Linked DNA regions of Homo sapiens: region 2 is linked to region 1. The links are chromatin contacts, found by Hi-C or POLR2A ChIA-PET in ENCODE. All regions are on one chromosome and are shown on one strand. Each heading gives the region's core, a stretch centred on a gene start or an enhancer-like site at or near the end of the contact. The rest is flanking DNA. Distances are from core to core; before and after follow the strand shown.

The links. Hi-C counts contacts between places; a loop is a spot of excess contacts on that map. ChIA-PET counts read pairs that join two places held with the same protein, here RNA polymerase II (POLR2A). Pooled maps may share reads with other maps.
Region 2: a pooled map shows a loop between it and region 1 (1.9-fold over the local background). The contact joins two enhancer-like sites. A Hi-C loop is called at or near these places in 3 of 50 pooled maps. POLR2A ChIA-PET finds 5 or more read pairs at or near these places in 4 of 52 experiments (CD4-positive, alpha-beta T cell, H1, activated naive CD4-positive, alpha-beta T cell and 1 more).

Annotation. Positions count from the first base shown.
Region 1 is chr15:28,950,511-28,957,991 of GRCh38, forward strand. All of the region lies in intron 2 of APBA2 (amyloid beta precursor protein binding family A member 2), which reads left to right. Among named protein-coding and RNA genes, the nearest start is that of APBA2, 68 kb to the left of the region's middle. RefSeq lists enhancers at 3,874-4,375, 4,376-4,875, 4,888-5,401. Within about 2 kb of position 4,786, at least 4 of the 41 ENCODE cell types and tissues checked have a DNase peak (open chromatin) inside an H3K27ac peak, as active enhancers do.
Region 2 is chr15:29,034,936-29,042,416 of GRCh38, forward strand. All of the region lies in intron 3 of APBA2 (amyloid beta precursor protein binding family A member 2), which reads left to right. Among named protein-coding and RNA genes, the nearest start is that of APBA2, 150 kb to the left of the region's middle. Within about 2 kb of position 3,521, at least 3 of the 41 ENCODE cell types and tissues checked have a DNase peak (open chromatin) inside an H3K27ac peak, as active enhancers do.

The DNA.
Region 1 (7,481 bases), core at 3,536-6,035:
CAGCTACTTGGGAGACTGAGGCAGGAGAATGGCGTGAACCCAGGAGGCAGAGCTTGCAGTGAGCTGAGATCACGCCACTGCACTCCACCCTAGGCGACAGAGTGAGATTCTGTCTCAAAAAAAAAAAAAGAAAGCAAAAAAAGATTACCCCACCTTCTTTCCATAGTCCTCCCTGGAAGGAGGTCGATGTGCAGAGCCCATGCTTAAGGAATGTGGAGTTACACTCCACTCCTTCATGGGGGGTGGGGATATCTGTATAAATTATTTGGAATATTTCTGTATGGGGGACTTATCTATTCTCCCCCATTTATTTATTCAAACATTTACATCAATATGGATTTGTGGATATATAATTTATACCTTGCTTTATAATCCAGTGCTGTGTTATTTATTTTATTGCTCAAACTGTCCCAGCTTTGACTATATGAAGCTCTTTCAGGTGGCATCCCATGTCCCTTAGAGAGATCCCTACCTTTTTGTTTTTTTGAGTACAGTCAGTTGGCCATATCCGTGAGTTCTGCATCTGTGGATTCAACCAACCTTAGATGGGAAATATCTGGGAGAAAAATAGATGGTTGCATCTCTACTGAACAGACTTTTTGTCTTGTCATCATTCCTTAAACAATACAGTATAACAACGATTTATATAGCATTTACATTGTACTAGGTATTATAAATAATCTAGAAAGGATTTAAAATATATTGAAGAATGTGCATAGGTTATATGCAGATTCTACACCATTTTATAGAAGGGACTTGAGCATTGAGGATTATGGTATCTACAGGGGGGCCTAGATAACCAATCCCTTACAGATACCCAAAGAAAACTGTACCTCTTTCTGGCACAAGATACTCAGGCTCATCTTGAATTTTTCCTACCCAGTCCTGGACTCAGCTATTTCTGCAAGGATCCCTGCCTTATTTTATTGAAGAATGGTATCTAGAAACCAAGGTCTGGAGACAGGGTTCTTCTTGTCACCGAGGTACATTGCTTCCAGGCCCTCTCAGCAGACAGAGCTAGGAAATATGCATGTATGCTAATCTGTGTATACATATGTATCTCCCATAGTTTTTTTTTATTTTTTTATTTTTTGAGACAAAGCCTTGCTCTGTTGCCAGGCTGGAGTGCAGTGGCACGATCTCCACTCACTGCAACCTCCGCCTCCCAAATTCAAGCAACTTTCCCGCCTCAGCCTCCCTAGTAGCTGGGACTACAGGCGTGTGCCACCACACCCAGCTAATTTTTGTACTTTTAGTAGACAGAGTTTCACCATGTTGGCCAGGATGGTCTTGATCTCTTGACCTCATGATCCATCCGCCTTGGCCTCCCAAAGTGCTGGGATTACAGGCGTGAGCCCACTGCACTCAGCCTTTTTTTTTTTTTTTTTTTTTTTTTTAAGACAGAGTCTCCCTCTGTTGCTCAAGCTGGAGTGAATGGCACAATCTTGTCTCACTGTAATCTCCACCTCATGGGTTCAAGGGATTCTCTTGCCTCAGCCTCCTGAGTAGCTGGGATTATAGGCATGCACCACCACGCCTGGCTAATTTTTGTGTCCCATAGCTTTTTTTTGAATGCACGACCCCATCTGGCGGCGAAGCCCTGGACCTAGCCTTCTGATCACTCATGGGAACCATGACCACGTGTCACATAGTAGAAAGGAAAACTTGGACAACTTACTGTGTAGACAGGAGCAGCAACAACAAAAAAGACTTGGAAGGCTTAAAGAATATTTTCCAAGTATACACAAATACAGAGAATAATAAGAGGAATGACTTTGAGAGCCTGAGGCAGGAGGATTGCTTGAGCCCAGGAGTTCAAGAACAGTCTGGGTAGCATAGAGTGACCTTGTCTCTACAAAAAAATTAAAAAAAAAAGCCAGGTGTGGTGACGCGCACCAGTGGTCCCACCTCCGTGGGAGGCAGAGGCAAGAGGATCACTTGAGCCTGGGAAGTTGAGGCTGCAGTGAGCCATGATTATACCACTGCATTCCATCCTGGCTAACAGACCAAGACTCTGTTTAAGAAAAAAGGAGTATCTGGGGTACCTGCTATCCAGTTTAAGACATGTACAAATATGATTCAGCCTTCCATGAGCATGCCTCCCCAGCCACCCCTGTGAAACCCAGTAAATTGAATTTACTGTTTGTTTTTTGGAGGCATGTTTTATTTTTACACTGCATGTATGCCTAAATGATATATCCCATTGTTATGATATTTTCAAACTTTGTAGAAATGATACCTTACTGTGTTCCTACAACTTGAATTTTCATTAACTGAGACATTTTACATGTATTTATCTTCTTAGCAATCCTGAGAAAAGCAAGAGTCACTATCTCCATTGTATAGATAGAGAAACTGATAATGTAGAGCAATGATGTGATTTTTGCTAATTTCAAGCAGCTAATGGAGATCGACTCACATTTGTACCTTCAGAGCCCTAGTCCATGCTCTTTGTATGACATAAATGTCAAGATTCATCAGGAAAAGGAAGAACAGGCGGGTCTTGTTGGTTACTCTGTGACCCTGTTGCTTCCCTGGGACCTGGAAGTCCTGGTGTCTCCCTTAGCCTGGAATCCCAGTCTCCATCTGGGTTTTGCAGGCTCCAGGAGTTTTGATGAAATGAGGACCCATATGGCTGGTTGAGACTCCCACCCCCTCATCACTCCCTACCAGCGTTTGTGCAGAATCCTCCTCTCCTCCCGAGTTGGAAATAATGTATAGTTGGCTCAAAAGTCAGCCCCTCCTTATTTTAGCACCAGATGCTGCCTCTCAGCTTCACGCTGCCCTCCAGCAGCATTGCCTGTGGTCCATGGGATCTTGGCCTTCACACTCAGCATTGAAACAGCTGCCTTCCGCTCCCATCATAGGAAAGAGAACAGAAGTCTCTTGCTCCCACTCCCCCCGCCCCACCCCCTGCTGCTGGCCTATTTCTGTGCTTTGTTTTGCTGTAGAACTTCTGGAAAGAGTTGTCTGCAGTGGCTTTCTCCATTTCCTCCCTTCCCGTTCTCTCTTATACCCGCTCCAGTCGGACTTTTGCCCCTTCCACAGACACCTCTCCTGACACTTTTGACCCCATCACTTAGAGATCAAGATCTGTAAGACTCCAAGTCTCCAGATCCAGTGGTCAGCTCTCGGTCCCTTCCCATGTGACTGACCAGCAGTGTTTGCCACAGTCGTCCCCTCTAGGAAACACCTTCTTCCCTTGGCTTGTGGGGCACTCTGTGCTTGGGATTTTCTTCCTGCTTCACTGGACTTTGCTCAGTCCCCTTACTGACCCGTGAGTGTCAGAGTGTCCCTGCGGTCAGTCCATGCCCCTCTTCTCCGCTCGGTCCACACTCCCACCATGGTTGACCTCATTCCGACTTGTGGCACAAGGAGCTCACATTTATCTTTTAGCTCTGATTTCTCTTCTGACCTCCAGACTGTACACCCTGTTGCTCACCCAGCGCTTTCCCTTAGAGTTCTAATTGACGTCCCCACACAACAGGCACCAAGCTGTCCCTGGCCATCTCAACCCCAATCTCCACATCTCAGTAAATGGCAGCTCCATGCTTCCGGACACCTAGACCATAGACTTGGAGCCAACCTTGACTCCTGTCTCTCTTAAACCCCACATGGAATCTGTTCCGTAAGCTGCCCATGGTCACACCGGCACCGCTGCCGTGCGATGAGAGCCTGTCATCTCCTTGCTAGATTGCTGTGCCAGTTTCCTGATGGTTCCTGTTTCCACACTGACTGCATACCTTCCCACCCAAGTCTGTGTCTGCTCAGCAGCTGGTTTATTGCATACAAACTTAAATGAGAATGCTCCTCCGACCAGAGCTCTCCGTTCCCTGGCCATCCCATTAAGAGTAAATGCTGGAAGCCCCTCCTCAACTGACTTTATTTCTTAAAACTCTATCCTGCAAAATCCTGCCTGGCTAATAACTTTATCACCTTCTTCGTGTTGGTTCCAACGTTCCCTTCTGCAGGTGGCTTCTGCGGACTTTGGTACTGGCCCACATCCCTGAGCTGGTAACCCCCCACCATGCACAGGCACCCCCACATTAATTCTGTAGCTTATTTGTTTATTGTTGTCTGTGCCACTCCAGACAGGAAGCCTGTGGGGGTTGGGGGCTTGGTCTGCCTTCTTCAGCCCTGGGCTCACAGTCCTGACATCTTCTTGAAGACGGCGCTCACGGTCAGGCTGCAGCAAATTCACAGTTGACATCTAGGAGTGAGGGCCTCCTGCCATGCTGCACTCTGGCCTCTCACCTGCCTCCTGCTAGTCCTGGGCACACCTGGAGGACAATCAGGGAATTTCTTTCCCCATCTGCTTTGGCATCCTCCAAACCTGGGAACCTTTCTAACACCTGACTGCTTGGTGACCATGTGTGTGCTCTGTGGATTTCTGTCCAGGAGGGTCCCTCACTCTGGCCCTCAGGGCCATGTGCATGTGGACACCGACTGGTAGGGTTGGTTTCCTATGCAGAGAGCAGGGCCAGAGGCATAGCCGGCCCACCCCCAGCCCCATTGCTCACGGTTCACCCAGTCCCCTGGCCTTTCCGACGCTGTGCGCATCTGTATTTGTTGCAGTGAACAGAGCCTAGAATTATAGGACTTTGTCAGACAGTTTGATTTTCAACCCCGTAAAAAATACATTTTACTTAACCACCTAGGATACCTCTACATTATAGACCTCAAGCAGAAGTTTCAGGAGACAGTTTCTTACTCTCATTAGAGGTGATGCGTTTTGTGTGGTCTTCGGTTTCATTGCCCCATAAACTCACTTGGCGATCTGCCTGTGGGTCCCCAGCAGTCTGTAAGCCACAGCTTTCTCAACCGTACTTCCTGTTCTGGAGGAGAAACCTGAGCTGCAAAGAGCTAAGGGTCTTGCTAAGGTCATACCAGTGAATTCACCAAACAGCCAGTACTGGAACCCTGTCCTCTGATTCCCATCCTGTGGCTTTTTTAGGCTTGTGTAATCAATTTTAATGATTGTACCATTGTAGCTTATTTAAATTACCCCAGGAGGAACATCAGCTCTGTTCAAGAAATGTTATTGTAGTTGCTCACCTGCTTTGTTCAGGGAAATGCATCTTTTGTGGGATTTCTTCTGAGTAATTAAGAGGGTCTAAGAAGCCAGTTTTATAGTCATTTATTTAACTGTAGAGAACAATGAAGTTAAACACAAAAGCTGGTTCCATCTGCAGGAACATATGAGTGATTTGCATTAGAAAGGGTGTTCATCAAAGCTCCTCCCAGGTGCCTAGGGAGGCATGGGGGGCCTTGGTGGGTTCCCTGAGGGTCGGGCCAAGGCCTTGGGCCAGGGAGCACAGTTCCATTGCACTGGGTGTGTTGGGGCAGAACCTTGTGCTTGGAGGTAGGTGTTGCTTCTGGCCCTCGGTTGCTTGCTCCTGCAGGCAGGGCCGTGGACCCGTAGCTCAGCAACCATGGAGGAGCTGTGAGAAATGCACAGTCTCAGGCCCCACCCTGGCTCTGCTGACTTGGAACCTGCATGTTAACGAGACTGGGGGTTTGTATGCACATCACATCCGGTCCAGCTCTGGCCTGAGGACTCCGGTCTGTGGTTTCTAGTTTTTATCATCCAGCTGGTCATCCTCAGCAGTAGAGAATGTGGTTGGTTACCATGTGCAGGGCAGCCTGCTATGTGCTGTGGTAACAGAAGGGTGGGGCAGAGCCCTCCTAGCCCTCCCAGCCCTCTGGGGCTTGCTGTCTCTAGGGCAGGCAGGGGCTGGCATATGCAGTTGTACACCATGGTGTTTTACAAAGCACGAGTGCCATGGACCCCATGGGTGGGCTGGATTGAGATGCAAGGAGGGAAAACAGATGGGGTGGGGTCCCAAGCAGGAGGAACTGCATGAGGAAAGGCGTGGAGGCTGGACAGATGCAGAGGCAGTCAGGGAATAGCCAGTGTCAGAATGGAGCAGGCGACAGCCGGGTTTTGGAGGCTTTCAGTCCCACGTTTAGATATTTGGACTTTATCCAGTGGGTCATGGAAGCTACTATAAACTTTTTAAAATTAAATACTATTTTATTTAAAAAATTGTGTAAAATACACATAACATAGGATTCACCTTCTGGAACCATGTTTAAGTGTAGAGCTCAGTCGCATTAAGTACATTTACACGGTTGTGCAACCATCACCCCATCCACCTCCAGAGCTCTCCTCACCCTGCAAAACTGAAACTCTGTCCCCATTAAACACTTAACTCCCATTCCTCCTCCCCTCACCCCCTGGCACCCACCATTGTACTTTCTGTCTATGATTTTGACGACTTCAGGTGCCTCGTATGAGAGCAATTGTATAGGATTTATATTTTGTGACTGGCATATTTCACTCTCAACGTCCTCACGGTGCACACACGTCGTAGTGTAGCACGTGTCACAGTCTCCTTGTCTGTTAAGGTCGAGGAATACTTCCTTGTATGAATAGACCACATTTTGTTGATCGTTCATCTGGTGAAGGATGCTTGGGTTGCTTTTACCTCTTGGCTGTTGTGAATCATGCTGCTGTGAACATGGGGGTACAATCTCTTTGAGCTCTTGTTTTCTTTTTCTTTTTTTTTCTTTTTCTTTTGAGATGGAGTCTCGTTCTGTCACCCAGGCTGGAGTGCAGTGGTGCAATCTCAGCTCACTGCAAGCTCCGCCTCCCGGGTTCACGCCATTCTCCTGCCTCAGCCTCCCGAGTAGCTGGGACTACAGGCGCCCGCCACCGTGCCTGGCTAATTTTTTTAAGTATTTTTAGTAGAGACGGGGTTTCACTGTGTTAGCCACGATGGTCTCAATCTCCTGACCTCGTGATCCGCCCGCCTCGGCCTCCCAAAGTGCTGGGATTGATTACAGGCGTGAGCTACTGCGCCCGGCCTGAGCTCTTGTTTTCACTTCCTTCGGGCATACCCCCAGAAGTGGAGTCATTCCTAGATCATATGGTGATTCTATTTTTAATGTTTTAAGGATAGCATTTTCCAAAGGGGCTGCACACCATTTTACATTCCTACCCACCGTGTACAAGGGTTCCAGTTTTCTCCACATCCTCACCAACACTTGTTATTTTCTGGTTTTTCAATCGTGGCCACCCTGATGGGAGTGGGGTAGCAGCTCTCTGTGGTTTGGATGGCGTTTTCCTGATGCACGATGGTGTGGAGCACCTCTCCTGTGTGGGAGCACTGTGGCCTGGTGAGCAGGGGCTCTGTGGTGGGGAGGCGCGTGCCGAGGGCTGTAGGAGAGGGCGACGGGTGGTGCTGTGCATCAGGTTCGGGGTGATGGGAACGCTGTCTCTTGCACCTGCACATCAGGCCTCCCCCATGCTACTTTGGTGGCTTCTGTGGGAGCACAATATGTCCAGGGTGCCATCCCCAAGGCAGAAGGGAGCACCATCTGGTTTGATGTGTGGCCTGTACTTCACCAAGCCCACCACATTTGGCCTATGACTGTGTCCTGCTGCGACTGGGTTGAAGTCAGAGGAGCCGAGACAGGCG
Region 2 (7,481 bases), core at 2,271-4,770, 83 kb after region 1:
ATAGGTTTTTACATTACAATGACAGAATGGGAAGTTTGGCAGGAATAAAGATGACTTCCACCCACAGGCTCCCGGGGAGGTCCTTCTTCCCTGGGCCCTGGCCTGGTGTCTCTGTCTAGCAGCTAGCTAGCATTCAGGTCCCAGGTCTCACATTTTGGCTGGACTTTAATGGCAATTGATGGGCAAGTGCAGGCTGTTCTTGCAGGGGAGGGAGTGCTGCCTCTGCTTGGGCTGCTAGGCTTGGGGCCTGGTCACCTGGGGCCACTGCCCTTCCTTCAGTCTTGCCAGACAGGCAGAGGAGTAAGGGCTTGCTACCGGGGCAGAGAACATCGAATGATTGCAATCGTGGGGTCATTAGGATTAATTAGTAAATAGCCATCAGATCTTAAAAAATAGATTCAGGAACAGCCTGGGAGGGCATTTGGGTGTGGTTTCCCAGTTTGAGGGGAAAGCATGAATCGACTACTATCTCAGGTAGGGCTCTGGTGCTGGGACCCTGCTCAGGCCAGTTAAGTGACAGTGGATGTGGCCTGGAAATCCTGTTTCTCTCATGTTCAGTGAGGGTGGAATTAGGGGTGTGTGTGGGGACCTTGGGGGCGCCATGTGATGATTAACTGTAGTCTGTCTCAGTTGTGGAAGCTGCTAATGTGTTTTTCTGGGACATCATCATGGGATTTTTATTATTGATTTCAGCAGGGAGACTGCTGGCTCATTATGTGACAAGAAATCGATGTGGTGTTCCACGTTCGAAGCAGGGGTTCTCCGTGACGTGCGGGCCCTGGACCAGCAGCCTCAGCATCCCCTGGGCATGTGTGAGCAGTGCACACTCCCAGCCTCCCCCTGACCTGCTGAGCCAGAAGCTCTAGGGCTGGGAGCCAGAAGCCCCGCAGGTGGCTCTGCTGCATGGGAAGGAACTGTTGGGATGCAAAGCAGGCCAGAGAGGACAGGAGCAGACAAAGATCTGAAGCTGAATATGGACCCCTCAGGGTGCCAGCTGTCACCCCGGAGCGCCCCCCTACCTGGGGAAGCTTTGGCAACCTTCCTGGTTGCAAGCCAAGGCCCAGGGACTCCACCGCTGGTGACCCCCTTACCTGGCCCTGGCTGTGCCCTTTGGCTCAGGGCTGGGCCCGGGAGGCTGGAGAGGTGCCAGGGTTCATTGCCAGAGGCTGCCTTGCCCCTCCCTTGTGTCCTTGTAGGCAGAGCCCTCACCCCCCTATGCTTTCCCGCCACCCACCAGCCACACCTCCTTGCCCAGGCCTCAGTGCCTGACAGATGGCCTGAATACATATATATATATTTTTTGTCTTAAAAAACTATTTTTTTTAACATATCTACAGACTCTCCCCTTACCAGGTATTTCTTGGGGAAGAAAATGTTGCTTAGTAGACAAATGTCCCCAGGTCTCCTTCAGGGAGGATGAGCATCACCTGCATTGAGGAAGGGGTGCTTCAGCAGAGATGCTCACTTCAAAGCGAGCCTCACTAGTAGCCACAGGGTGCACAGCTAGGATGGGAGGCAGTGCTGCTGAGCCAAGGGGTGGTGGGAGCAGCTCTGGAGAAACCTGGTCGGGTGGTGGGTGAAGCTGCCTCCACCCCAGCAAGCGATATGGGGCCTCCCCACTGGACTGGGGAACTGTGTATGAGGGTTTGGGGTGCAGAGACCTCAGGTGGCCTTCAAAGGAGGGGTGGCCAGAGGCCCAGCAGGTGACTCCCACACCTCTTTTACATCATCTCCTGCTGAACACCCCAGAGTTCCCTGCTTCTTACAGTGGTAACATTTGTTTAGGAGTTGTGCAGTAAGTAGACCAGGCATGGTGGTTCATGCCTGAAATCCCAACATTTTGGGAGGCTGAGGCAGGCAGATTGCTTGAGTCCAAGACTTTGAGACCAGCCCGGGCAACATGGTGAGACCCTGTTTCTATAAAAAATACAAAAATTAGCCAGGCAAGGTGGTGTGTACCTGTCATCTCAGCTATTTTGGAGGCTAAGGTAGGAGGATTGCTTGAACCTGGGAGGTGGAGGTTGCAGTGAGCTGAGATCACACCAGTCCACTCCAGCCTGGATAACAGAGAGAGACCCTGTCTCCAAAAAAAAAAAGAGAAAGTTTTGCATAAATAAAGTTAAATTATTTAAAATAAAATTATTTAAAATAAAAGTTAAATTGTTTAAAATAAGCTAGGAGAAACTTGCTACTTAAAGACATCTTTTGGGAGAATTTTTATTCAGAAGATAATCATTTATCAAAGTGATTGAGTAACCTGTAATTTATCCAGTGGAGTTTAATTTAAGCATTTGAATTTCATGTTTACCCTTTTAGCAGCTATCATTGAACCCGTCTTGGTAGCTCCAAAGCACACTTAAATATGAGATGCAGCCCCTGCCTCCATTGGCTTATGGACTGGGTGGGTGTGTAGCCACCGTGTACAGAAAGTTAAAGATGGTTCTAGGGACCAGGCAAACAGCCTGGGGTGAGTTACCAGAAGGATGATGTGAATCATCGTGTGAGATTACAGGTTGCCCATCACCATGGCCAGTGCCTCTGAGGGTTTGTTGGGATTAGAGGGGCAGCTTCCAGGCCTTTCAGGAGAGGAGGGTCTTTACATGTCTTTTGTGGGTGAGGACCTGAGGCAAGCAGAGAGAGACAGCCAGAGTTACGTGGGGCTGGAAGAAATCAGGCCAGAGTGACTGGGACCCTTGACTCTCCTTGTTAGAGGGTGTGTTTGTCCATTTTGTCCTCTTATAACGTAGTACCACAGACTGGGTAATTTATAAAGAAAAGAAGTTTATTGGCTCAAAGTTCTGGAGGTTGGGAAGTCCAAGAGCATGGTGCCAGCATCTGGTGAGGGCCTTTGTGCTGCCTCATAACATGGTGGAAGGCATCACATGGCAAAGAGACAGAGAGACAAGATAGGGGCTAAACTTAACCTCTTATGAGGAGCCCTCTCCCTGGGTAATGGCATTAATCCATTCCTGACGGCAGAGTCCTCATGGCCTAATCACCTCTTCAGCATACTGTCTCTTAATACTGTTATAATGGCAATCAAATTTCCACATGAGTATTGGCAGGGACTTCTGAACCATAGCAGAGGGACTGCCTTCCCCATGGATCCTGGTGTCCTGCACCCTGGGCCCAGTCCACTCTCTGGCTGGCACCTCTGGTTTTGCCCCCCAGGACTCTGTAAGCTCTAGCCAAGGCAGCTGGTGCTGTGCTTGCCAGCTCTGTGCTTTGACAACAACTTCTGCCTTCCCCACACTGTCTGAACTCCAGGGTCTCCTCTTCGTTTTGGTGTTGGGGGACTCTGGCTCACCACAGAGCTCCTCTCCAGGCACGTCCCTCCACAGCACCTGGGAAATCCCCTTTTCTGGCTCCAAGTGACCTATCTTCCGAGGGCTACTTGGGAATTCACAGAACCTCAGCTATGGAGAAGCTCAGAGGATTGGGGGATTGAAACCGTAGGTCATCCTTGAATGGTTAGCTTTTGAAAATAATTGTGCATTTTTCCGTGGTATGGGTTGGTTTCCTGTCCTGTCTCCACAGTGCTGAACCAAATCAGCAACGCTGCACTTTGCAACTCTGACAGTTGAGCTTCCTGGTCCTGCGATTAGAGCCCTCAAGATAGTACTGAAGCATTAGGTGAACGGTGGGGACAGAAGCCCAGACTCTGTCTGGAGTAGGGGCCCTGGAGGGACACACACCCACTTCCTATTTGGCTCTGTCCTATATGCAGGCATTTTTTTTTTTTTTTTTTTTTTTTCTGAGACGAAGTCTCACTCTGTTGCCCAAGCTGGAGTGCAGTGAGGCCATCTTGGCTCGCTGCAACCTCCACCTCCTGGGTTCAAATGATTCTCTTGCCTCAGCCTCCCGAGTAGCTGGGATTACAGGTGTGCGCCACCACACCTGGCTGATTTTTGTATGTTTAGTAGAGACAGGATTTCACTATGTTGGCCAGGCTGGTCTCAAACTCCTGACCTCATGATCTGCCCGCCTTGGCCTCCCAAAGTGCTGGGATTACAGGTGTGAGCCACTACGCCTGGCGCATGCATTTTTTAGAAGGACCTTGAGATGATTTACTATTGTTGATCAAGGAAGAAGATGAAGCGGGGAGATATGCTGCCTTGAAAGTGTCCTTTGAGCATGCAGCCTTATTTCAGCTGTATGTCAGGGTGTGTGTGTGTGTGTGTGTGTGTGTGTGTGTGTGTGTGTGTGTGTGTGTGTGTGTGTATCAGGGTTGCTGCTGAGGAGTTGCATTGCTTCCCTAAGGCCCACCAGGGAGATTCCTGTGAGGGGGTCAGACAGGGCCTTTGAAGTTTTATGTGTTATTAAAGAAGGTCGTATCTTATTACCACAAAGACCTGGGATATCTGCAGCAGGGAGTGGTAGAGGAGAGGCTGTCAGGCCAGCCCTTAACAGCGTAACTCTCTCATTCCTTCCTCAGTTCCTCCTTATCCTCCTGGCATCCAGCTCCCCATCAGAAACTGTGAATCCTAAGATATGATGGGACCATGGACCCTTCACATTTTTGTCATATTCATTATAGTGGTTCTCAGCCTTGGCTGCATGTCAGCCACCCAGAGTGTCCAAATTCTCCTCACCCAGAAATTCTGACCTCATGGAGCTGGGGCAGGATCCAGGAATTGATATTTTTTAAACCTCCTCAGGTTGATTCTAGCATCCAACCGGGGTTTAGGCCCGAGGACCACAGCCTGCCAGTTTTCGTGTGGCGTGACCTTTCCTGCCGATGATAATGCTGATGATGTCAAGCCTAGCTGAACGCTGATGGGCAGTGTCTGATTAATCGAATGAAGTAAAAATAAACAGGTTTTAACTTAATGTACCTCCCCAAATCTGTAAAGAGATCCATGGATGACATCAGTGCTGTCCAGGATGGAGTAAGCCCACTATCGTCCATTCCACTCACGGATTAGAACTCAAAACTCTGAACAGAATGAAAAGCAACCCCATCGGGAAGGGGGTTGGAGCTTGAATGCGCAGCACATTAGAATAGAGTTTCTGTGGTTGGGTTTTTTTCCCTCCTTTGATCTGAGTGCTGACTGATTTGGGAAATAGCACAGTGGGCAGAGGCAGCAAAACTCTGTGAGAAACCCATCTTTGTGGCCAGAGGGTTGAAAAGAGGAACGCTGCAAGCTGAAGATTAGGAGGGATCACTGTTTTGTTTTGTCTTTTCCTCTCTCCTGGCCCTGCCAGACCCAGAGCAGTAGCACCTACTACCCTGAGAGAAAATCCAACTCTCTGGTTGGAGGAACCGGTTGTTGCATAAAGGTGGTGGGAAGAATCCCCATTTTTTTCTCTTTCTCATTCTGCTTTGCCCTCAGCAGGGGCTGCAGTTGCAAGAAACTGTGAAAGAGTGTGATGTGTTAGGCTAAAACTCTGGGAGAGCCCCAACTTTATGGGCAGAGGAACCAGGAAAAGGTGCATCTGGTAGTAGCGGAATATGGAAGAAATCTTGGAGAGGGGAAATCTGGAAAAGAGGGTTTATTTATGTTTCTGAACCAACTCCATGTATGGGATATACCCAGAGAACCATAGCAAAGGCTTTGGATTTAAGCTGCAATAGAAACCGTGGCCCGGGTCCCAGACTTAATCCCTGAATAGCTCGTGCTTGAAGCCAACTCACAGAGCACAGCAAAGGGTTTTGAAACCGCACTGACGTTAACTCCATCCCCTAACGAAGGGGAACCAGAGCTTGTGTTCTCAACCTGAGTGGATTTATCGTCTGATGAAGCAGACACATGAAAATCAACATTCTCTACATTCTCAACATTCTCTCTCATTCAACATTTTTAATCAGGGTTAAAATGTACATATTAAAGCGATCTGGGATGCAATCTACAATTATTTGGGATACAAAGAAGCAAAAAAATCTGACTAATTCTTCAGTCAATCAATTAAAAATATTTTTTAAATGACCCAGTTCTCAAGGGAAAAGGCAATTAACAAATGTCAACCCTGAGATGACATAGATGTTGAAATTATCAAAGACTTTAAAGTGACTGTTATAACCATGTTCCATGAGGTAAAAGATGGACAGTTCTGAAATTAACAGAAACATAGAAATTCGCAGCAGGGCAATATGAAAAAAAAAAGAAAAAAATAGGAATTTTAGAATGAAGTAAAAATATTACTGGATGAGTTCAAAAGCAAATGTATATGACAGAAGAAAGAATCTAAGTTAGCTCTAAGTAGATCAATAGAAATTATCCTGAATAAAAGAAAAATGAGTTTAAGAAATGAGTAGGCCAGGTGTGATGGCTCATGCCTGTAGTCTCAGCACTTTGGGAGGCCAAGGTGGGAGGATCATTGAGCCAGGAGTTTAAGATCGGCATGGGCAATATGGTAAGACCTCTTCTCTACTAAATAAATAAGTAAATAAATAAAATTTTGCTGAGCCTGGTGGCACACACCTGTAGTGCCATCTACTCAGAAGGCTGAGGCAGGAGGATCACTTGATCCCCAGAGGTTGAGGCTGCAGTGAGCCATATTTGTGCCACTTTACTCCAGCCTGGGTGACAGAGCAAGACCCTGTCTCAGAAAAAAAAAAAAAAAAGCAATTATTAAAAAAAGGTATCATTTACAATAGCATCCCCCCAAAAAAGAAAGAACTACATATAAATAAGAAAATATACAAGATCCGTATGCTGGAGACTAAAGAATACTGATGAGAGAAATCAAAGACCCAACTCATGGAAAGATATATTTATATTTTGGAAGATTCAGTATAGTTGTGAATTCTCCCCAAATCGACCTATAGATTCATTGCAATCCCAATCAAATTTCCAGCAGGATTTAAAAAACTAGATATTGATAATGGGATTCTAAAATTTATATAGAAAAATAAGGGATCAATAGTGGAAACAATGGTTAGATCCCTGGTGAAAAAATATTCCTGATTACATGCGGGAGAATTTCCCAGAAGATGAAAAACAAGGGAACTCTGAACTTTGAATAAAGGGCACATGATCCTTATGGACTTTCTTAGTTCTCTAGGGCTGCTGTAAGAAGTCCACAGACTGGGTGGCATAAACAACAGAAGCTTACTGTCTCAGTTCTGGAGGCTGGAAGTCCCAGATTGAGGTGTCCTCAGGACTGGTGCCTCATGAGGGCTGTGAGGGAAAGTCTGTCCCATGCGTCTCCGTTTGCTTGTGGTGGTTTGCTGGCGATCTTTGATGTTCCCTAGTTTAGAGCCCTGCCTTCATCCTGTTTGTGTGACTGTCTCCACAATTCCCCTCTTTAGAGGACACCAGTCCTATTGGGTTAGGGCCTACGCAAATTACTGTATGTCAACTAATTATATCTGCAGTAATCCCCTTCCTCTCTCTCTCTCGCTGTCTCTTCTTTTCTTTCTTTCCTCACTGTGTTGCCAGGCTGGAGTGCAGTGGCCCGATCTCAGCTCACTGCAACCTCTGCCTCCCGAGTTTAAGAGAGTCTCCTGCCTCAGCCTCCTGAGTAGCTGGGACTACAAG